Linked DNA regions of Homo sapiens: all the other regions are linked to region 2. A link is a loop called in an ENCODE intact Hi-C map of the cell type or tissue named here. Cell type or tissue: PC-9. All regions are shown on one strand.

The links. Hi-C counts contacts between places; a loop is a spot of excess contacts. Peaks named below come from ENCODE experiments on the same cell type or tissue, not always from the same donor. Only the 100,000 strongest peaks of a DNase experiment are listed, where the experiment ranks them.
Region 1: a loop joins it to region 2, with 6 times the contacts of the local background. A loop is called at or near these places in 5 of 110 quality-filtered maps.
Region 3: a loop joins it to region 2, with 17 times the contacts of the local background. A loop is called at or near these places in 100 of 110 quality-filtered maps.

The regions. Positions count from the first base shown.
Region 1 is chr15:67,044,940-67,052,939 of GRCh38, forward strand. All of the region lies in intron 2 of SMAD3-DT (SMAD3 divergent transcript), which reads right to left. Among named protein-coding and RNA genes, the nearest start is that of SMAD3-DT, 15 kb to the right of the region's middle. In PC-9, no CTCF peak of the experiment used is centred here; DNase peaks (open chromatin) are centred at 4,002, 4,742 and 5,312; H3K27ac peaks cover 4,077 bases.
Region 2 is chr15:67,831,796-67,839,795 of GRCh38, forward strand. SKOR1 (SKI family transcriptional corepressor 1) reads left to right here. Exons shown (of 9, transcript NM_001365915.1): 6 at 479-553; 7 at 812-886; 8 at 1,397-1,462; 9 at 1,947-2,787. The coding sequence ends at 2,041. SKOR1-AS1 (SKOR1 antisense RNA 1) reads right to left here and starts at 7,084. Exons shown (of 3, transcript NR_120345.1): 1 at 6,915-7,084; 2 at 5,295-5,638; 3 at 2,513-3,986. It overlaps LOC105370870 (a long non-coding RNA gene), which reads right to left and starts at 802. Exons shown (of 4, transcript XR_932395.3): 1 at 621-802; 2 at 1-8. RefSeq lists enhancers at 1,700-2,536, 5,034-5,564 and a silencer at 2,113-2,262. In PC-9, CTCF peaks have their summits at 410 (motif pointing left), 2,257 (motif pointing left), 4,794 (motif pointing left), 4,994 and 1 weaker place; DNase peaks (open chromatin) are centred at 7,176 and 7,956; H3K4me3 peaks cover 2,101 bases; H3K27ac peaks cover 819 bases.
Region 3 is chr15:67,453,683-67,461,682 of GRCh38, forward strand. All of the region lies in intron 16 of IQCH (IQ motif containing H), which reads left to right. The region is part of intron 3 of IQCH-AS1 (IQCH antisense RNA 1); the gene reads right to left. Among named protein-coding and RNA genes, the nearest start is that of C15orf61, 63 kb to the right of the region's middle. RefSeq lists an enhancer at 3,269-3,563. In PC-9, CTCF peaks have their summits at 3,475 (motif pointing right) and 3,674; no DNase peak of the experiment used is centred here.

The DNA.
Region 1 (8,000 bases), 790 kb before region 2:
AGGGTCTCACTCTGTTCCCCAGGCTGGAGTGCAGTGGTGCAGTCAGAGCTCACTGCAGCCTCCACCTTCTAAGCTCAAGTGATCCCCTGATGTCAGCCTCCCACTACAGGTGCATGCCACCATGCCTGACTATTTATTTATTTATTTATTTATTTATTTATGAGACAGAGTCTCATTCTGTCACCAGGCTGGAGTGCAGTGGCATGACCTCAGCTCACTACAACCTCCACCTCCCGAGTTCAAGCGATTCTCCTGCCTCAGCCTTCCGAGTAGCTGGGACTACAGGCACGCACCACCATGCCCAGCTAATTTTTGTATTTTTAGTAGAGACAGGGTTTCACCACATTGGCCAAGATAGTCTCGATCTCTTGACCTCATGATCCACCTGCCTCGGCCTCCCAAAGTGCTGGGATTACAGGCATGAGCCACCACGCCCGGCCAATTTTTTGTATTTTTTATAGAGACAAAGTCTCACCATGTTGCCCAGGCTGGTCTTGAACTTAAGTGATCCACCTGCCTCAGCCTCCCAAAGTATTGGGATTACAGGTGCGGGCCATGGCACCAGGCACAGTCTCACTTTGGTAAACGGGAACATCTGGGTTGTTTTATATCACAACTCACAACTCCAAGGTGATTTCTCCCTCCCCACATAAGGAACGGTGCTGAATGTAGTGTTTGCCCTGAACTTTGTAATTTTCATTCCCATACATATCTTTTCATTTTGTAAGTTTTTAATCAAAGTATCACTTGCATTAGGTGCACAAATCTTAAATGTACAACTTGATGGATTTTACCAATGAATATGTCTGTCTGTGCAACCACCACTTGGATCAAGCTAGGAAACATGTCCAGAACTCCAGAAAGCTTCCTCAGGAAGTACCAGTTCAGTGTACCACTGGTCTGACCTCTACCACACGGATGAGTTTCGCCAGCTTTTGGCCTTCCTAAGTGTGAAATCATACACATGATTCTCTTTTGTGTCTGGCTTATTTCACCTGTAAGAGTCACCCTGTTGTTTTGCACAGCAGTAGTTCATTTGTTGTTACTGCTGTGTAGAATTCTTGTGTGACTATACCATAATTTATCCATCCTACTAATGATGGACATTTGTGTTATTTCCAGTTTAAGGTTATTATGAATATATAAGCATTCTTATACATGTCTTTTGATGGACTTAATGGCTTATTTCTCCTGGGTATGTAACTAGGAGTAGAATTTGGGAGGATGTTTACATGTGTTCAATAGTGAATGCTGTCAAACCGTTGTCCAAAGTGGTTGCACCAATTTACTTTCCCACCAGCAATGGATGAGAGCTCTGATTAATCCGCATCCTTGACAGTACTGGTGTTGTTAATCTTTTAAATTTTAGCCATCCTAATGGGTATGTGGTGTATGGCATTATGTTTTAATTTGCATTTTCCAGGTAATTAGTAAGGATGAACACCCTTTTATATGCTTAGCAGCCTTTGAATATTCTCTTTTATAAAGAGCTGTTCAAGTTTCATTTTTAAAAAATTGACCTCCTTTCCTTTTCATATTGATCTACAGTTCATTGTGTAACTTGGAGGAGTTCCTTCAATATATATTGCAAATCTCGTTTCCTATTTTTTGTATTCCTTTTCAGTATTTCTTCAATGTCTCTTTTCATGAACAGTTCTTAATTTTTTTTTTTTTTTTTTTTTTTGAGACAGAGTCTCACTGCCTCCCAGGCTGGAGTGCAGTGGCGCAATCTCGGCTCATTGCAACCTCCACCTCCTGGGTTCAAGCGATTCTCCTGTCTCAGCCTTCTGAGTTGCTGGGCCTACAGGTGCACCCCACCACGGCCAGCTAATTTTTGTATTTTTAGTAGAGACTAGAGACTGAGTTTCACCATACTGGTCAGGCTAGTCTCAAACTCCTGACCTCAGGTGATCCCCCCCGCCTTGGCCCCCCAAAGTGCTGGGATTACAGGCGTGAGCCACTGCACCCGGCCACAGTTCTTAATTTTAATGAAAATCGAATGTATCAGTTCTTTATGGTTAATGCTTTGTGCCCTATTTAAGAAATCTTTGCCTATCCCAAAGTCATAAAGATATTCTCCTATGTTTTCTTCTAGAAGCTTTATTTCCCATGCACATCTTCATACTCTAACTATGTGTATATGTATCACTAAGTATATATAATTTTTTTAGTTTTAGATTCGATACAATGTAGCACATATTCTGCAACTTATTCTTTGCACTCAGTAGTGTATTTGAGAGCTTAATCTTTGTTGATACATGTAGCTCACATTCATTCACTTTCACTGTAGCAAAGTTAATTACACTGTGTACATAGATCATGATGTATTTACCCTTTTTCTTGCTGATGGACATTTAGGTTGTTTCCAATGATCATCACCATAAGTAATGCTTCTATGAACATGCATGCACGTGCCTCCTGGTGTGAGAGTGTCTCTGGGATACATGCTTCACAGACCAGGAGGCTGTGATTTGGAAGCTGTAGAAACTCTGCACTTGGAGGGGGTGCCTCTGGGGCTGTTGAGGAGTAGGACTGGTGAGATAGACCAGTGAGTGGGTGGAGTGGGGGTGCTACATAGTCCTGGCTCTGGGCCCAGACCCCTGTTTCATCCAGAGCAGATTTGCTTTCATGCTTTATAACCTGGGGTTCTGTTTAACTCTTTGTTTGAAAAATCAGTTCTGCTTTAAAAAAAATAGATTTCTTTTAAACAAGTGACTGTGTTAAGACATTGTTCCCAAAGGGTTATAGGTTAAAAAAAAAAAAAAAAAGGAGTCTAGGTTTGGTGGCTCATACCTGTAATCCCAGCACTTTGGGAGGCCGAGGCAGGCAGATTGCTTGAGCTCAGGAGTTCAAGACCAGCTTGGTCAACATGACGAAACCCCACCTCTACAAAAAATACAAAAAATTAGCTGGGCATGGTGGTGCGCACCTGTAGTCCCAGTTACTTGGGAGGCTGAGATGGGAGGATTGCTTGAGCCTGGGAGGTGGAGACTACAATGAGCCATGATTGTGCCACTGTACTCAGCCTGGGTGACTGGGTGACAATGCAGGACCTTGTTTCAAAATTTAAAAAGGATGAGCCCTTCAGCCTTCAGCCTAAAAGTCTGCTCACCACTATCACTCTACATTGTGAATTAACCCTTCACGTGCAGCCCTCCCTCTTCTCATCCCCAGCTAGACGGCTTATTGGTGTATCCTCAACTGTCCAGCTAATAGGCTTGTTGATACGTTGATTCACTGATGAATGACCCTTTGAATAACTTGGCAGCATCATCTCATATTTGTACATTGTACAGTTCACAAAACAGGTTCATAGCTATCCTTTGCTTCAAAACTGCCAACACAGAGCCTCAAGGATTATGTGGTGGAAGAATCACTATCCTCACTTCACAGAGGTGATCCTAGGTCTCGGGGAGATGAGGAGGCTTGAGGTCTTGTGACTGGGTGCTGGCAGATTGGAACTTGGACCCAGGCCTTTGAATCCCGGCATTGTGCCAACTCCACTGTTGAGTGTGGCCTGAAAACACGGCCTTAATCCAGCCGTTAATTAATAACTAACTTGTGTGTTGGCCTCTGCAGTTTACAAAGTCTCTCCCTTAGGTCATTTCTTTTAATCTCCACAATCCTTTGGTGGCTGGATGTTGTTATTATTTTCCCCCAACCTGTCCCTTTGCAAAGAGGGGAAACTAGTGCTCAGAGGGTTGAAGTGTCTTACCCAAGGGCACACAACTATGGCTACAGAGCTACACTCAATACCCAGCTTCCAGCTTCCCTGTCCTCTGTTCCCCATCCTCTGTTCCATCCCTCACTTTTCTTCCCATGGGCAGGCCCTGGAGATGTCTGAGCATGTGGGCTTTTCAGCCACCCTCCAGCAGCCTGAAGGCCTGGCTCTCCTGGGCAGGCCCAGGAAACGCCTGGCTCAGTGGTGCTGAGCAGCCCCTCCCATGAGGCCTCGAGTTGTTTTTCTTATCTAAATAAACTCTACACAAACATGGGCACATTACTCATGTGTGAGTTATTTGCGATAGCATAGCCCAGAGATGGGGAAATCAGTTCACACTGGAACTATGTCTCAACCTGGTCAAAAAACAAATGGGGAAATGGAGTTCTAGGCCCAGGGCAGCAAAACTCAAACCCACACCCCATCTCAAGCCCAGGGAAAACTTCTGCCCCTGGTCACATGCTCTGTGGACCCCACTGGAGGGAAGACAGAACCCACCTGTGCCTAGGGAAGGACATGAGGGAGCTCCAAGGGGTGGGCTCTCGCTTCCAAGGCCAGCCTCTCTTCCCACAGGCCATCTTGAGGAAAGACAGAGACACACCCGCAGAGCAGGAGATCTCTGCTTTATCCTCTAAGCATTTTGCAAAATGAGTGCTGGAATCCATACCTGGTCCTTCTCCCCACATGTAATTAGATTCCTTCAACTTTTGGACTTGGATCTTTCACCAGAAGGCCTTGAGATCAGGGGAGGGGCTTAAGGAGCTGCTATATAAATGAAGACGTGTAACTTAGCTCAGTGCCTGGCAGGGACCGGCTGCTTTCATTACGGTTGAGGGGCAGTTGTTTGTGTGTGTGATGGGAAAGAGAGATGATGCTAAAAGCTGTTTATCTTGGCCCACCATCACATACCTTCCCAAAGGCTTACACACCCACTCTCTCAGGCATGTTTATTACCTCATCATTTAGGTGAGGGCCTCTCAGAGAAGTTCTATGATGTGCTGGAGGTACCCACGGGATGTCAGTCATAAACCATGGAATGTGGGTTTTGTGTTTGCAAAGGGCTCTTGGACACAGGATCTCAAAGGAATTCTTGACAGAGCTAGAAAAAGAGCCTTAGCCCCCTGACCCCTAGATCAGCAGATTTTGCTTCCAGAAAATGTTTCTAGGATGCCCAGCTCTCTGGATATGACTCATATTGGTCCCAAGGAATGACAGCCCTGCACATGGCTTCTGCCCCAGGGCTCTGGAACTGTGCTGCCTGGCCCCTGTGGTCACAGGGATTCCTTGCTCCTCTTTACCAGCTTCAGACCAAGGGACTCGAGCTTGGAGAGGCTGTGGTTACTGTGCTGCGTGGGTCTTGTCCTGGAGACCTTGTGTGATTCATCTTCGTGTTCCCACAGGGACTGTCACTAAGACAGGGCTGGGTTAAGACCCTTAGATATCCTGAAAGATCAGTCCTCCCTCATATGAAATTCAAAGAAAAACAATTCTAAATCTGAAAAAAATGCCACCCATCCATGTGGGCTGAGCTCAAAATAGCTTCCTTCTAGAGATTTTGATTGCAAAATCCTGGATGAATGCAATAAAGCTGAACTTTTTTCCTTGGCCTAGGAGTGGGGCAAGGAAGGGAGGGGTTTTGCCATTGGTCTAAGCACCTACTTGCTCTGCTTCCTGAGTCACCCAGATTGCCAAGGGGGTCTTGTACGTGGTAGATGTCAGCCCACGTCTTCTAAATTGAATGACGTGTGCCTGTTTCCCAGAAGAGGAATAAATCCAAGCAATAATGTGTCAAAGTATGGGCACAGAGTCTGAGCCAGCAAACACACACACACACACCCATGTGCACCCGTGCACACACAAACACAAGCCCATGCAGGTACACAGAGGGGAAGGGGAGCGGGGGGAGGGGGGAGGAGGGAGGAGGAAGATAATGTGTGGGGACCCAGCAACCTTTCTCAGTTCCAGTTTAAATGAACAGCAAAATAAAAACATGTTGTTCTCTCTCATAATTAATAGATGTGCTTGGAGTTTCACCTCTTGCCAGGCCCCTCCCCTGGTGCTAACTGACCCTTTATGGACAAGGTTTCCACAGAAGTATCAGCTACTAACCCTGAACCACGTGGCTGGAAGGCTGGGCCTGGAACCTTTAACTTCACGGAAGATGCACCTCCACAAAGGGTTTTTAGAATTTCCTGTTGCAGCCCCAAGAAGAGGAATGCATTTCTACCTAAAACGGGCTTAGATCTGCTTAAAAAAATAACAACAACGGTAAAAATACACTTAATGAATGTGTAACAAACCACAAAAACCACAGAAAGTGGGGTTTGAGTTTGAGGGGGAGTGCATAATTGTGTGTATTTTAGACATTAAATTAAGGTAACATGGCCTCATTTGGAAAAATCTGAGGGGAGGAAGGAAAGCACCATGAAAATGTGAGTTCCATGCTGGCTGGGAGTTCAACTCTACGGTACCCAGTGAAGCGTCAAGGGTGGAGAGTGTTCCTTTGTCAGTGTGTGTGTACATTTGTTTTTCATTCATTCATTCAAATATTTACTGAGAGACTACTTTGTGCCAGGCACTGTCCTGGACACTTGACAACAGAGCCATTAATTAGATATACAAGTTCCCACTCTGGCTACTCACGTCATTGGGAACAGAAATGATATTTTCTGGCTCTTGTATTAAACTAACTGCATGCTACTCAAGGGCAGCAGGCCAGGCTCTTCTCTTGTGGCATTTCTTCTACAAAGCACCCTGAAGTGTGTGCCCACAATGGATGCTCAGGCAATAGGCCCAATGTGTGCCCTGATGCCCTGGTAGGCACTAGACTTCCTTTTCTTCTATCACCTCCTCTCCTGCTCTTATCTCCTAGGCCTCCTGGGTGGCCTTGGCAGAATAAGGCCCTGAGAGTTTAGCAGTTGATTAAAGCTGGCAAGAACTTGAGGTGTTACTCTCTCATGGTCATTTGCATCTAGTTATGGGAATTAGGTCAGAGCTAGGAGAGTCTCAAAGGCAAAAAGCTTTCAGCTAGAAGAATGACAGCTCCATGGCAGGGTGGAAAGAAGAATTCCAAGGCAGAGAAGAACCCAGAGAAGAACTAAGTAGCAGTGTCTGCAGTGGGTAATGAAAGGAGGGCACTGAGTCATGTATTTGCAGCTTGCAATGCCAGTCGGCTCCCTTCATCTTACAGATGAGGAAGCCAAAACTAGGAGTGTAAACAGCTTGCAAGCTGGGAGCAGGTCCATTGCTAGGACCAGGCCCTCCAGACCCCTGGGCACTCCAGTTGGTCCATTAATCAGGTCCTTAACTAGGCTTCAAGAACTTCAGATAGGGCCAGGTGCAGTGGCTCACGCCTGTAATCCCAGCACTTTGGGAAGCCGAGGCAGGTGGATCACCTGAGGTCAGGAGCTCGAGACCAGCCTGGCCAACATGGTGAAACCCCATCTCTACTAAAAATAAAAAAATTGGCCAGGCTCGGTGGCTCACACCTGCAATCCCAGCACTTTGAAAGGCTGAGGCGGGTGGATCACAAGGTCGGGAGTTTGAGACCAGCCTGGCCGGCATGATGAAACCCCGTCTCTACTAAAAACACAAAAAAATTAGCTGGGCATGGTGGTGCGTGCCTGTAGTCCCAGCTACTCGGGAGGCTAAGGCAGGCGAATTGCTTGAACCTGGGAGGTGGTGGTTGCAGTGCGCTAAGATTGCACTAAAAAAGAACTTCAGATAGTTTTCAGGCAAAGAGACTCTTTCCCCAGGTTGCAGCCATCCTCTTCATCTGTAAGTGAAGTCAGCTCTGATAAAGGGCTGTGTATCATCCTGTACTATGTGCCTATGTTTCTTCTGGTCCCTGTCATTTCCTAGTAATTATTTGAAGGCAGTGAAATATAGTGCAACTAAAACTGAAAAGAAACCATACAAGAAACAGCAGGATTGTGATCCAAGTCACCTAAATTTTAGCAGTTGGCACCTCAAACCAATCTTCACTTATATCTTTCCATGTGTACACTACAGATTAGACCTAGGACATCACCTAACCTAGTGGCAGGATGAACACGGGACTGAGAGTCTGCAATGTAAGTCCAGAGGCTGTGTGTCAGTTATGAGACCTTTGGGCAAGTCACTTCATCTTTCTAGGCCTCAGTTTCTTTTTCTCTTTCTTTCTTTCTTTCTTTCTTTGTTTCTTTCTCTTTTTCTTTCTTTTTTTTTTTTTTTGAGACGGAGTCTCTCTGTCTCCCAGGCTGGAGTGCAGTGGCACAATCTCGGCTCACTGCAAGCTCTG
Region 2 (8,000 bases):
CAGACCTCCTGAAATTGCAGGCAAACTGTTGTATGTGTATTTTTCTGGGAAAGGTGTCCAAGGCTCTGACCAAAGCCTCCCTGATTTATATTGAAAGGGCGGCGGTGCGGGGGGGGGAGGTCGGGGCCGGGGCGGGGGCGGGGTCTGTCACTTGAAGTGGGAAATCAAGTTTCCGTGGGCCAGCCTCTTAGGTTAGGGAGTGAGGAACAACTTAAAGCAGTTGCCCAGCTGCATAGTTCCTGGAGCCAGGGCCTAGATTCCACCGTCCTGAATTTATTCTCCTGGGCATCCTACCCACAGCCCAGTTTCTTCACCCAAATCCTTTGAATGCAGTTGGTAAAGCCAGAGAGCGGAGGGCCTCCACCTACTGGTCATCCTTCTCAACTCTCCTTTCAGGGTTGTTGGCCAAGGCAGAACCTGAGCTCCAAATAACCCTGCTTTACCTCCCACTTTACCTCCCACTTTTCCCCTTTCACAGAGGAATTGCAAAAACTGCTCCTGGAACAAATGGAGCTCCGCAAGAAGCTGGAACGGGAATTTCAGAGTCTCAAAGGTACCCACTGCCATCCTGCCTCACCCCACCTCATCACCGAGCCTTCCACCAGGGTGCCCCGACCTACTCCGAAAGCCGGGTGCCAGGCAACTGGTACTAGGTGCCCTGCAGGAGACAAGAAACTGTCCTTTTCCAGGGCTGCAGGCGAATGGCTGGGTGGGAGTTGGGGGTAGGGGTGAAAGGGGGGGCCAGGAGTGAGAAAGTGGAGCCGGGAGAGGGGGCTGTGCGTAACAGCTCTCACTTAATCAATTTGCACAGATAATTTTCAGGATCAAATGAAGAGGGAATTGGCTTATCGAGAAGAAATGGTGCAACAGCTGCAAATTGTCAGAGGTAAGACGGGAGTCAGGTGAGCTCGTGCACGGGCCGTAACTGCCTCTCGTCTGGCAGGAGCCGCAATGTTGGCTCAGTCATTTGGATTTAAATTGAAGGTAATTTAACAATTATTTTTTTATTTAATATGCTTTGTATACTCTGATTAGCCTCAGAATGGCAAGCGAGCCCAGCAAACGGCTTGCAGGCATCATTACATGGAGTGATTGAACTTCTTATCGCGGCAATTTCCATGGTTTCTAAATTAAAAATCGAGGCGTAAAATTACCTGGGAAGTAATGCCTAAGTTTGCTTTAATTTTGGTTAGATCCATCTGCCTTTAAGCGCCATCCCAGGCCATTTCCTTCCTCCGCCAGTCTGCAGTTAGGAGCTCCGGTACCCCCTCCCCCATCCCTGGAGTTGTTTCTGCGCGGAGCTTAGCCCTGGGGAGAGGAGGAAGCCCGGGCTGTGACCCCGGCCTTTCGGAGGGTGGTCTGCGTTTCCTCACTGGCCCCTCCCCTTGTCTTCCAGATACCCTGTGTAACGAACTCGACCAGGAGCGGAAGGCGCGCTATGCCATCCAGCAGAAATTGAAAGGTGCGGAAGCCGGGAAACAAAGATAGGAGGGGTGCTGGGTGCCGGCCGTGCTGTCGACTGAATGAATGAATAGTGGGACTAGTGAGGAAGGCCACGATCCACGTGGATCAGGATCTGTGAGGGAGAAAAGTGGGAACTGATTTTAACGGGAAGATTATTCTAGGATGGTGGGGGTAAAAAGAAAGAGCCCCTTGGGCTTTGGACGTCAGAAAAATCTGCCTTCTATTACCAATTCTGGCTTTGAGCAGGTTGACTCCTCTCTTACTGTGCCTCAGTTTCCTTTTCTGTAAAATGGGGCTACTGAACCAGAGCAGTGGTTCTGAATCACCAGCTTTTGTCCTACCCTCCTGCCTCCTCCTGATCCGCTCGGTTGAGATTCCCTGACCCCAAAGGGTTGGTAAGGCCGGGGAGGGGAAAGGGTGGACTGCGCGGTGAGGTGAGCCTGGAGAGGCGCCCAGAGTGACCCTCGCGACTGTCTCCCCAGAAGCCCACGACGCCCTGCACCATTTCTCCTGCAAGATGCTGACGCCCCGCCACTGCACTGGCAACTGCTCCTTCAAGCCACCGCTGTTGCCCTAGGGCCGGCCTGGCCGCACCCCTGCGCCCTCAAGCCATGCTGCTCCTTGTAAATACCCGCTGCTGCGGTGGCCCTGAGCGAGGAACAAGCCATTCGGACCCGACCGATGTAAATACAGCCGCCCGTCCGCCCGCCTTCCTCCCGGGCTCCCCGGCCTTGCCCGCCCCCTCCCGGGCGTCCCTGTCCAGGGCCCCGGCTTGGTTTCCAAGTGTAAATACCGCCTCGCGCCTCAAATCCCCCTACCCCGTGTGAACTCTAGGGCATCGGACCTCAAGGGGTTAACTGGACAGACGGGGGGCGGGAGGGGAGAGCGCCCCCTCCCATTGTATAGCCTTGAACCCGATTGTGAATACAATGTAGCAACTTCGCTGGCGCCTGCCCCGCACTCCCCGTCCCGTCCACTTCTGAAACTCCTGTTCCTAATGACAAAGTGGCTATGTGCAATGGATATAAATGTACTGTGAGTCTCTCGGTTCAGTATTAGGTTCACTTTAATTTATTTATGCTGTAAGTTATTTTTGCTTCCTTCTCCTGGACCCACTTCCAGTCCCGTTTTGCATTCCCCTTTGGATTTTGCTTTGGCTATTTTTTGTTGTAACCTCTTGATGTAACAGCACTTTAAAAGGGCGACAACTGACTCACGAGATGGCAACCACCTGGAGCCTGTTTGGGGAGACCACCCTGTACCCGTGACTTTCGTTTTTAATAATAATAATAATAATAATAAAAGATGTCACTTCTGGGGCTACGGAGGTGGGAGTGCACCGGCGGAGCGGGGCGGCGGAACACCGTGCAACAGGTGGGGGTGGGAGCCGCCCCGCGGGTTCTGGGGCTCCCAGGGTCAGAATCGGGCCTGCTCAAGTGGGCAGCAGCGAGCACTCAACCTCTCCACTGTGCCCTCCAGACACACTCAGTTTTCCCCCACAGGGCACTCCCTCTCCGCGTTTAGGACCCTCCCTTGGGCCCGGAATGGAGGAGGGGCATTACGTCACGGTCCTTAGCGCAGCGGTCCCGGGCTCTTTCCTCAAGAGCTCGAAGGCGCCGAGGGTTCATCCATGCCCATTTCCACGCCTGCCACACCGGGGAAGTTACCTCCGGGGCGCTCACAGACAGGGCGCCCTGCCGGGAATCCCAGGTTCAACCAGAATTGTCCCTTTAGATGGCGCGGGCACCGCCGGCCTGGCCTGGCCTGGGAGCGCTGCGGCAGGGCGGAGGTCTCAGGGAGTAAGGTGGTCTCCGCCGGGCAGGCTTGGAAAGGAAGGCGGGACTTGGAGAGCTCGGTCACAGACGGCCTCCCGTCTGCCCCGCCGCTACCCGAAAGGAGGGAGCCCCGTCCGCATTTTCTGTTCGGTCCATTTTAGTTCGAGAGGGGCTAAGGACTCGCCGGGCCTCGGCTGGGGCGTCCGACGTCCGGGTCACGGTTGGCAAGGCCTCCCAGCGGCCTCAGTTTCCACAGCGCACCTCCTGCTTGGGCTACAGACGACGCTGCAAATTGCAGAACACTCTTTGCAGGGAGGAGAGTGTGGATGGAGTGGGAGAGAGCTCACGGCACAGGGAATCATTCAGCCTTGGCTTTCATTTCTCGCCCTCGGCTGGCTAGTGGGGGTCCCGGGTTGAGCCCTTCTTTTATCTTTCCTGGGTCTCCGTTTCGGCCTCTATGAAATAACACGCAGGCCTCCGTCCATGCGGCTCGTAGAAGGCGGGCGGCAGGCCCCGCGCCACCGGCCAGCAGCTCGGGACCGGGAGCCCTGGGCTGAGGGGGCCGGGAAGTTTCGTGGCGGGTTGTCTTGGTGGGCCTTGGACGGAGCCGGCTAGTAGGGGCGTGCTCTGGGCCTCCCCGAAGCTGTGCAGACGAGGAGTCCCGCTGCGCGGTACAGCCAGGAAGCCAGTCCCTAGAGTCCTTTGCGCTGGGGGTCGGAGCCTTGGAGTCCCAGGATGTTCCGACGGCTAAGACCAGAGCGGACACAAAGGAGATAACAATGAAGAGGGCGCCGGCAAATGGCGAAGCATCGCCTCCGGACAGGCCATCTCCGGGCAGGGCCCCTCTAGGGAGCGGGAACGTTTCATATGCATGGGACCCACCAGATCCGCTTTCCGCTGGACCGGTGGCGAAACTGAGGTCCAGAGAGGAAGAGACTGGAGTCTCCAGGCCGCGCCAGGGCCCGCGGAACTGCGACGGGGCGGGACAGCGCGGGTGTGGGAGTTTGCCGGCCCCTTTCCCCACCGCGGATTGCACCTTTGGAAGCTGCACTTTTCTTCTCTGTAAAATGGGCATCACCATTACCACCCAGGCAGGAAGTTCCGTGGCTGCGGCTCGACAGAGGAGCCAGGCAAATGCTCCTTCCCACCCTTCCTTCCCAACTCCCCCCAAAGTGGAAAAGCTCCTAGGCAGCTGGGGCCCTCCGGAAGGGACGCCCCATCTGGGCAGGAATCTCTGCGGACTGGAGTCGTAGGCGGATCCGACCCAGAAAGCTCAGTCGCAAAAACCCTCCCGGGCTTCGCGTCCCTTCAGAAGTGGTTTGTTCCCCCCAAAAATGTTAATAACCAAACGATTGGTATGGATGTAATTATCAATAATTATACTAATTATTGCTGATTGCGGGGCTCGTAGCTACTTTAATTAGTTTACCAGATTCTAATTAAGTTAAATGAAACATTAATAGGGAAAATATGCTTTGAAAAAAAAAACCCAGGATTTAAAAAAAGTCTATTTCTCGCCACAATGTTGCCACCTTGCGACAGATTTTAAGCATTACAGCCAACGCCCGAAGGCCCAGACCAGGGTGCCTGGGGTCCCAGGGAGAAAAAGTGGGGCCTGGAAGTTGGAGGAGGCAGTTGAACACAGAATATCCTGTGGGCTGTTCTCCTGGAGTGTTTGGTTTGGCCTGGTCCCCAGCGGTGCCTACAGGAGGTCTGGCTCTGGAGTCCCAGGTCTGGGGTAAGGGACAAGAGTGAACGGAAGCCGGGGCCCCTCTTGGGATCCGCAGTGGGAAGATGATCTCTATCCCCACCTGTTCTGGCAAATCCAGAGTGAGAGACTGAGCAAAGTTGGAGCCGCCGTTGGAGACAGCATCAAGTGGGTTTATTTTTCACCCCCACGGGAGAAAGCAGTAAGTCCCTTCCCATCTCCATTTCCTCTGCAAATCAGGGTAACCTGTGTGCAAAAGCACCACTTAGAAGACCCCTTAACTCCTGGAGCACAGGTGACTCTGTGTTCTAGTGGCACTCGGTTCATGAGGCTAGCAGGGCACTCACCTCCCTTTGTTATTCTTGGTTGTAAGTGTCTGTTGCCCTAAGACTGAAAGTAAGTCCACAGCAGGGGTCACACCTTGCTTTTCCTTGCAATCTTCAACACAGGGCCCAGGGCTCCACAGGCACACAACACATGTGTAGATGAAAGGCTTCCAACTTTGCGGTTCATCTAGGTGCTGAAAATGTCTGAGGGAAGGAATCCCTAGGTGCTTCTGGACAACAGCCACTGATAAGCAATTAAGCTCATTTGCATAAGGTTAATTAAACACAGGTTTACTGCTCAGAAAGAAGATCCTTCATCAATAGGATTCGTTTTGGGAGCAGGTATCAGGTAAGTGATTGTTAACCTAGAAAAGGAAAACTTTGTTCCTGTTCCAACTGTGTCCTAAAGGGGGTATTCCTTCACTCCGTCATACTTTTCCAGGTCACTGGCACACAGGTCCACCCATTCGTAGCTACCCTGCTCTAAAGCCTTGATCCGTTGCAAACATGTGACTCCTGCCTTGAATTCAGAACACCAACAAAAGCAGAACTGGATCTGCATGCTCTTCCCATGAATTCTAAACAGCCTCATCTCCTCTCTCCATCCTCAGATGCTTGGCTAAGAGCACAAACTCTGGAGCCAGATTTACTGAGGTCTCAATGCTGCCCTGTCATTGATGAGTGACATTGGGCAAGTTGTTGAATCTCTCTGTGCCTTAGCTTCCTCATCTATAACATAGGGAGATTAACAGTACCTACTTCATAGAACTGTTTTCTGTTAATATATGTAAAGCACTGAGAACAGCTCCTGGCATACAAGAAGTGCTATTGTATTGGTGTTTGCAAAGATTACAACTCCCTCTGAATTCACTTTCCTGAGACTCAAGCCAGGAATGCTTTTAGAGTCCCAAAATGTACCCCAGTCCATCACCCTCCTCTCCTCCAGGGGCCCAGAAAGGGGGCCCAGAAAGGAGGACAAACCGGTGCTTTTTCAAGCCTGGACTATTGAGCTTTCTGAAGACACATTCATAAGAATCTACAAGCACAGAGGTTGGAAGGGCATCCTGCAACGCCAATGCATGGACTATTGAGTTTCTGGAGACACATTCATAAGAATCTAGAAGCACAGAGGTTGGAAGGGCATCCTGCAACGCCAATGCATTGACTCTATGTGTCCAAAGAGGCGAAGACTTGCCCAAGTTCCCTCAGCAGGTTAGTGCAGAGGAAAGGAAGTCAGCCAGGTCTCTGGATTTTCTGGGGCTAGGAACTGCCTGTCTTTTTCCTAATTTCTGTTCTAATCTTTTCTTTTCTTTTAAGTAGCGACAGGGCTTCACCTTGTTGGCCAGACTGGTCTCGAACCCCTGACCTCGGTATCCTCCCAGCTCAGCCTCCCAAAGTACTAGGATTACAGGCGTGAGCCACTGCGCCCGACCAGTTTCTTTAGAACAATCTCAACAGTCCTTTTTGGGCCAAGTCCTTCACTCTTGGATTCTATTTTACTCCCCATAACACCCCCTTCCACATACGTAGACTAATAATATTCCAGTCTGATGGGTTGTCTGTGCTGAAAGAGAGGGAGCCACATCGACATTGGTCGTTTTCTTATTTGGCATCCCAAGGGAGACATTTAAAACTACTCACCCAATTGCCCAAGTGGCCTCCAAAGAACCAGATATCTCTAGGGGAAGAACAGAAATCCAGCCAACAAAGATTGTCCTCTAACGCCTTACATCGAAGGCCCAGAGCCAAGGAAGAGGCGGAGATGTCCCGCAGTCCCCTATGCTCGGCTGTTACCTGGAAAGGATCATTTCACTTCCACTGAAGAGAAAAGGAATGAGTCCTGAATGGAATGCTGCCCGGCAGCTCCCAGCGCCCGCTGGTAGAGTACCCGCCGCTGTCCCTGGGTGGCTCCGGGGCTTCGAGCCTAACAGTCCTCCTGCGGCGCGCCTGGAGGCTGGGAGCTGTGCGGCCGCTCCCGGCAGATCGACTGAGGTCCCAGTGGCCGCAGGGCCCACGTGCATGCTGAAGCACTAGCAAAGCAGTTGCACCATTTTTCTGTTGGAAAGATATTTCAGAAAACATTGCCTAAGTCATCGCAGGAAATCTGAACGTGGTTGGACTTTGTTTCCTCTTTGTCTTACCACTCGGGACTGTGTTTTTGTAACTCAATTACCTGAGACCTGGGTCCCGATCTTTTCAGGGTCTGTGCCTCTGTAAGTCTTATCAGGCTTTACCTCTCAGTGATTGGTGTAAAATGATGACAGTAAAACAGTAAAACCCACAGGGTGGGGCTGTCAGGAATTTTTTAAACATTATTTTATTTTTCTGCCCCCTCCCCCTTTTCTTTTTTTCTTTTATTATTTATTTATTTGGTCTGGAATATTTCAATGAAATATTGGTGAAGCCCTTGACATATGGTAGATACTCATTAAGTGGTGGCTTTTTTTTTTTTTTTGATTCAAAGGATTCTGTCACTCTTATTGCAAGTTCCTCATACGTTTATCGTTGCACTAGTTCCTGTTATGTTTCGGAGCTGAAATGGATCAACTTTGGCAAGACGAAATTTCCTTAAGTGTAAGGTACTGCAATACTCAGGATTGTGCAGAGGGAAGCAGAGGCAAGATGGGAAAGATCGCAAACTAGGGCCCGAGGGCCAGAGGCAAAATGCACCGCAGAGATGAATCTGCCTAGGCCCCACCTCCTTCTATTCCGTCTCCTAGGACTACT
Region 3 (8,000 bases), 380 kb before region 2:
TGAGGAGGCAGTCTGCCCGTTCTCAGATCTCAAGCTGCATGCTGGGAGAACCACTACTCTTCAAAGCTGTCAGAGAGGGACATTTAAGTCTGCAGAGGTTACTGCTGTCTTTTTGTTTGTCTGTGCCCTGCCCCCAGAGGTGGCGCCTACAGAGGCAGGCAGGCCTCCTTGAGCTGTGATGGGCTCCACCCAGTTCAAGCTTCCCGGCCGCTTTGTTTACGTAATCAAACAACTAACTCGGCAATGGCGGGCACCCCTCCCCCAGCCTCGCTGCCGCCTTGCAGTTCGATCTGGGACTGCTGTGCTAGCAATGAGCAAGACTCCTTGGGTGTAGGACCCTCTGAGCCATGTGAGGGATATAATCTCCTGGTGTGCTGTTTTTTAAGCCCGTTGGAAAAGCGCAGTATTAGGGTGGGAGTGACCCGATTTTCCAGGTGCCATCTGTCACTCCTTTCTTTGACTAGGAAAGGGAATTCCCTGACCCCTTGCGCTTCCCAGGTGGGGCGATGCCTTGCCCTGCTTTGGCTCATGCATGGTGTGCTGCACCCACCATCCTGCGCCTACTGTCTGGCACTCCCCAGTGAGATGAACCCGGTACCTCAGTTGGAAATGCAGAAATCACCCGTCTTCTGCGTCGCTCACGCTGGGAGCTGTAGACCGGAGCTGTTCGTATTCGGCCATCTTGGCTCTGGTCTTGATCTCTTGACCTTGTGATCCGCCCGCCTCGGCCTCCCAAAGTATTCAAAATTCACACTTTTAAAATATACATTACAATGGTTTTTAGTATATTCACAGAGTTGTGCAACCATCACCATTATCTAATTTTACAACATTTTCCTCAACCCCAAAAAAGAATGCTGTACACATTAGAAGTCACTCCCCATACCTCCTTCCTCACAGCCACTGGAAAACATTTTCCATCTCCATGGATTTCCCTATTCTAGGCATTTTATATAAATGAGATCATACAATAGGTGGGCTTTTGTGACTGGTTTCTTTCAGTTTCTATAATGTTTTCAAGGTTCCATCATGTTGTAGCATATATCAATGCTTTGTTCCTTTTCATGGCTTAATAATATCCCATTGTACGGCTATACCACATTTTGTTAATTTATTCATCAGTGAATGGGTATTTGGGTTGTGTCCACTTTTTGACTGTTATGAATAATGTTGCAATGGACATTCATATAAAAGTGTTCGCATAAACATGTGTTTTCATTTGTCTTGGTTATATACCTAAGAGCAGAACTGATGGGTCAAATGGTAACTCAAAGTTTAACTTTTTTAGGAACTGTCAAAGTGTTTTCCAAAGCAGCTGTACCATTTTGCCACCTCACTAGCAGTATATAAGGGTCCCAATTTCTCCATATCTTTGCCAACACTTGTTATTGGTTTTTTATTTCAACCATCCTTGTGGGTGTGAAGGAGCATCTCTTATCTGTGTTTTCAAGGAAGATTTTTTTCCCCTTGTGTTATTTTATTGAATCACCCAGCAAAGATTGATTGGGCACTACTAATATCAGGAGTGCTGTGCTGAGTGTTGTACAGGATGTAGGTATGAAAAAGAGAGGTTCTTGCTCTCAGTCTCATTCTCCTCTCTAGGAATTTCCCAAAAGTAAACAAACTTGCCTTGAATTTGAAATCAAGGGCTCTGAACTCTGGTCTGAACTCTACTCCTGACCAAGTCTCTTCCCCTTGTGAGCCGCATGCCTGGGGTTTGAGGGGACTGGACTAGACCAACTCTAAGGCCATAGCTCAGACAGTCCATATTTCTTGCCTATATATTCTGCAACCAAGGTTGTTCTTTATTTAAAAATTCTGGTTTCCTGGAAATGTCAAAGAAACTGGGAAGGAAAGGGGAACTCTGCAGCCAACTCACTGCACTGATTAGGGCCAATGCCACATGCTCATCCTTACCGAGAGAGGATTTTGCTTTGCACGATGGTCATCGAAGGCTGTTCATAGGAATCTTCCCCAATGGGATCCACAGAACAAGAGCTCTTCTGCTTTGAAAATCCTCACAGAAGACTTTTGGAGATCATTTGAAGTGACAGTAAAGGAGCACTTCTCAACTAAGAGAATCCTTCACCAGCCCTGCCATTTATAGCATGGAAATTAAAGAGGGAGAATAACTATCTACAGTATGGGATTACTATATTGAATTGCCGTGGAAGGCGCATATACAATTACTAGTCCTAGAAACCTGAAATAGCTTATAAAAATTGTGTTTTCATGTTTATTATAAATTAGTGCTTAATGTCAAAATAAAAAAGTAGCATTCCAAAAATTCATAAGAAAAAAGCAAAGAAATGCTTAAAAAGAAATGAGTATATTCTGTATCTTTATAAATAATAGTTGGGCCATTGGTCTTGAAAGTAATAGAGGGAGGGTCATAAATGCATGGAGGCTGCAGAAGAAACTCAGAAAAGGAAGCAGAGAAAGCAAGAGTATATTAAAAGATTTGTGATTTTTTTTTACAAAGGTGAAAAGTATAAATACAGCTGCCGATGATGAAAGTTTAAGTTTCAAGATTTTCCATTTTTGATCCTCAAATTAATTTTAGATATAGTTTCTGCATATCATGAACGAATTTCCAAAGTCACAGAGAAACTTGGCACTCTGAAGAAATTGATCTACTAATGCTGGCAATGAAGTGTCATAGAAAGAACTAGCCTGGAAGTCAGGAACTTGGGCTTTGATTCTAGTTCCTCCCCTAAATGTGGGACCTGAGAAGTCATTTCACCCTCAGAGTCCTCACCCATAAAATGAAGAGATGAGAAGGATGGAGGTCATTCTCAGTCAGCCAGGACAGTGCTGGTTAAGACCTCCCTAAGCCCTGAGTATTTTTAGTTTTAGAGATTCCATCCTACATCGTATCAAATGTATTAAAAATCCATTTCATCTATTCCATGAGGATAATCATGGAATATGATTTAGACATAACTGTATTAGTATTGTGTTGTATCTGACCGACATGTTCTATTTGGTTGATATTTTTAAAACATTGTTATTTTGCTGTTTTCTTTTCATATTTGGGAGCCAGGAACTCCCAAATATGGATTTTGGATTTTTTTCAGAATCCAAAAGTTTTGAAGGCCTTTGAAAATCACGGAAGTCTTAGGTACGCCTGGCCCTGAGTGCTAAGTGGTGGGGCACAGATGGTTTGCAGCCTCTTACCCCACCCACTCCAAACACCCCATAGAAGGCAGTGTCCAAGGGGATTGGTACAGAGATGGAAGCTCTAGTTGCTCAAAGATAGCTTCGTGGAGCTGTGATTTAAGTCATGCCCAAAAAGATGAGTAGGATTAACAGAGACAGAGGGGAAGGCCTCTAAGCTGAAAACCAAGAGGCTCAATTGCTGACCGGGGTGACTGCCCTGTACAGCGACAACTGCCGTTCTTCACTTCTCCAAGAGACTGGGCTATCCCAACAGCTGCCACCAGGTGGCAACAAGCCAAGCGGCTGCTCTCCCCTCTGCCTATTGATTTAGGCAGAGGGCCTATTGCATTTTAATGTTATGCAAACAACTCTTACCAAATACCATAATCACATTAGTATTTTACTAATTGAAAATTCTTACAGTGGGGTGTACCAACTCCTTTAAAATTAAGCATGAGGTGTGTTGTTTACCACAATGGAGAGCTCCATGCTGTCTGGAGATTCAGTGATCCAAGTGGGGAAAAAATATGTCATTTAGTAACTGCCTAAGAAAACGTGTTCTGTTTATAATAGCTGGGATTCTGAGGCCTGTATTTAAATAGCATCTGCAAAGAGTTAAATGTGCTCCCTGTCTCTGAGAAGCAGGCAAGAACACAGAAGTCAAGAACCAAGTGAATTCTTACACCTGCTCAAACTCTGCTCCCAACAGTCAGATGGGGAAGAAGTGGTCAGGACCCAAAACAGATTTATGTCTGCCAGGCCTCTGTAGTAATAGTCTCACACACTATCTCATTTAGCCACTGAATCCACACATATCCCTCAGGGATAGATCCCATCAGGCCTATATTAATAGACAAGGAAATAGGCCCAGAGAGGGGAAAGAAGTTGCTTAAGACCACAAGGCCAGCACTCCCAGCGAGGTCCTGTGACTCTGGTCCAGGGCACTCTCTGTCCTGAGAAAGCCATCCACCTCTCCCAAGCCACGGTCCCCTCCAATCCCATTACTCTCAAGCTGTTGTCACTTTTCCCCTACCAAGCTGCCCCTGTCCTTCTCCACCTTACTGCATCTTAGCCTAAACGTGATGAGAAGTGGACTGAGCTGCCTCTGCCTTGTCCCCTGGGGAAGGCCTCAGGTCCTATAGACCTCACTTCTCACCAATCCAGGAGAATCTTGAGCCCCAGGCCCAGAAGTGAGAGCAGAGAAAAAGCTTCTTCCCTCCCAGGAACTGATTCTGTTTTATCCCTAGAGCCTAGCCATGCACATCCTCCTGATTTTACAGCTGCAAAAGGAGAAAAAGTGCCTGAGATTTCAACCCACCCTCTATAACATGCTGTAACAAAGGCATCTCAAACTTAACTGATCTGAAATCTTGATTTTACCCTCCAAGGTATTTCTCTGGCATTCTGCCCCAGTGGGAAATGGTAATGCTATTCTTCCATTTTCTTCAGGGTGGAAGTTTTGGAGACACCTTTGGCTCCTTTTTCTCATACTGCACATCCAATCCATCAATAAGTCCTTTTAGTTCTACTTTTGAAAAATATCTATAATACAACCACTTCTCCCACCTTCCAGTTACCAGTGTGGTCCAGCCACCATCATCTCTCACCTCAATTACTGCAAGTCTTCCTAACTGGACTCCCTGTTTCCATCCTTGCCCCCTCAGGGCCTCTTGTCAATGCAATTAGAGTCACATTAGTTAGCTCACATCACTCCTCCACTCAACACTCTCCAGTGCATTCCCAGCCTCCACAGCTGTAAAAAGGAAATAAGCCCTTGGCTCTGTACCTAGCCAAACCAGTAAAACAGAGGGAACCATGGCCTACCCATGGCTGTATTCTCTACCAACCAGAGGAGCTGGGCAGGTGACCGAGCACTTGGTCTTACTCTAGAAAAAATCAAGTGGTCCAATGCTGGATTTTCTGTCGAACTGGGGCTGTGAATGCTGTGAACATGGGCAGAGAGGTGACTCACACATCCCTTTGGCCAACCAGCTACTGAGCATGATGGGCCGTGTATCACAGTTCACCCTGAAGGCTGGATGCCATTTCTGGCGTGGGTGAATTCTCAGTACTGCATGTCTCAGAGTTGGCTTATTTGGAGTGCCTGTCTTTTTAAAAATTTTCGGCAATATGATAAATATACACAATTCCCTGTTAGCCTCATAGATACATCTGGAGGCAACAGAGGGAGGATTCACCCAGACTACTATCCCCAGTGAGTGATTAGTTAAGGAAAGTGTGGCCCGGAGAGGCAACTTCTTTTGGGTCACAGATATTTGTCTCAGACCCTGATACCAAAAGCTGGGGCCTTTAGTGGGTCATTTATCCTGTCTGAAATCTCTGGTTCTTCTTACAAAAAGAAAAAGAGGAAGAAGACGATAAGAAAACTTAGAGATGAGTCTGCAGAGCATCTTTGGATTCATAAAGCTCTGAAATCCTGATTCTTCAGTGAGTGTTATTTGATCTATAAATTAGTCTCTGAGTCCCATACGTGCCCTGATGCCCATAGGAGAAGGGTGGCAAGAGGCAACACTAAACCCTTTGCTGAGAACTTTATTTGCACAGAATGTAGGGCCTGAGCACATCTGCCCACATCTGCGTGCTCTGCCACCCATTCATCCCGCCTGTCACCAGAAAGAGGCAGAAGCAGCAGGGGTGAGCAGGCAGCCTCCATCTGCTGAGAACACCTCAGGCAAAAAGGGCTCAAGACCAGGCTTCTCTCCCACCCCTCCCCACACAGAAGCATGTTGCTACATTGTCATCTCAAAGCTTGCGGTCCAGATCCTTGGACCAGAACAATCTGGGCAAGCTGACCTTTGCCTGACTCCTGCCCTGTCTGCTGGCTCTCACCTGCCCAAGGCCTCCAGATGCAGCTGTGGTTCACACGGCATCCAGCACAGTAGCAGTCAGGGCAGTGGAGAGCAGGGGCCTCTGTAGCACTTCTGCCCTCTCCACCCCACTGGCCCTGCTCCTTTGCAGGCTACAATGCACTTCTTTACAACCAATCCAATAGAAATAGAATTCAGCCAGGCATAGTAGCTCAGGTCTGCAATCCCAACACTTTTGGAGGCCAAGGCGAGAGTATCATTTGAACGCAGGAGTTTGAGACCAGCCTGGGCAACAAGATCTTGTCTCTACAAAAAAGGAAAGAAAAAAAAATTAGCAGGGTTTGGTGGTGCAAACCTATTAGTCCTAGCTACTCAGGAGGCTGAGGCAGGAGGATCGCTTGAGCCCAGGAAGTCAAGGCAGCAGTGGTTTTATTATTATCTTATTATTAATACTTTCTTATTAATGAGATACTTTGCATTCTTTTTTACATCCTCAGTCCTCAAAATCTGGTGTGCATTTGTACCATTTCAAGTGCTCAATAGCCACATGAGGCTAGTGGCTACCATATTTGATAGTGCAGATCTAGAATATACATGGAAGTCTATATACAGTTGCAGTTATCGTGATTCTGCTAATGTTAACACTGGCTGGTAACATTTTGTTATATTCTCATCTAGTCTTTTCTACATATATTAGTTTTGCAAAGCTGAAGTCATGTTGCTTGTGTAACTTTCTATCCTCCTTTTGCTGTTTTGTGCATCTTCCTAAATCATCAAAAGTTCCTCACAACCACTGTCTCTAATTATATCAGACTATCCCATCACTTGGATGTGTCATAGTCTTTTTAGCCACTGCCAAAACGTTGGACAGCAAGTGTTTCAGTAATATAGGTAATACTGAGATAATTATTTTTTGTATTCCTTGTGCTCTTAAGACCTTAATATAAATCTCTCTAGCATTCTAACCATTTTTAACAAAGTGACCTTTAATCAGTCAAACAACTGGCAACAAGTGATTTCTGACTGACAGCTGAGACACCTTATGTTCTCATTACTCACCTCTGACACCTGGTTCTGCAACCTAGGGCAACCACTTCACTTTTCACACCACAGTCGCTCCATTTATAAACTGACTGTATTAGGTGATTTTTAAGGGTCTTTCCAGCCCTAACCTTCAGTGATATTTTTCCCCCACCCTCACATCTAATCAATTAACCTGTCAAGCCAGTTATTATAAGTCATCATAAGTCATGTCAAAGCCACCACATAAACATTTTAAATTCATCCAAGTCTCCCATGCCCACTCATAGTACTTTGTTCAGGCCCCCATCATTGCTCACCTAAAGTGGGACAAGAGTACCTAGTGCTGAGAGATTAGATTCTAAAGTTACCATCAGAGTCCCAAATCAAGAATAGGATTAAATGGGCTGGGCTCAGTGCTCATGCCTGTAATCCCAGCACTTTGGGAGGTCGAGGTGGGTGGATCACTTGAGGTCAGGAGTTGGAGACCAGTCTGGCCAACATGTTGAAACCCCGTCCCTACTAAAAATACAAGAATAGGATTAAATGAGAGGTGTGAGAACACATGGGCCTGGCACGGAGGAGGTGCTCAGTGAATATTTGCTGCATTTGAATCTGAAACCAGCCTCAAGTGACCCACCTGGATCTCATTTCCTAAAAGTTACGGAAGAGGAGTTCACAGTGAAACACTGGAATTGCGAATGCACCCTGCTGCGTGCCCTGCCCCAGACACGAGGTGCTGCAGGAAGACAAAGACTTGGCAGCATCCCCTAAAGGGCTGACAGTCTAGAAGGGGAGATAGGAACCCCTGTGCACAAAACAAGCATGCCTCAGGCGGTGTCTTCAATGGAAAGACCAGATGGAGAACAGAACAATTATCTGAGCAAATCAGGCAAGCCTGCTGTTGAGGAAAAGGCTGAAGAAAATTTGTCCTCCTGTTTCCTTTGAGAACCAAGGGGTTAGGGCAGCCAGAGGAAGCAAAAGCATTTCAGC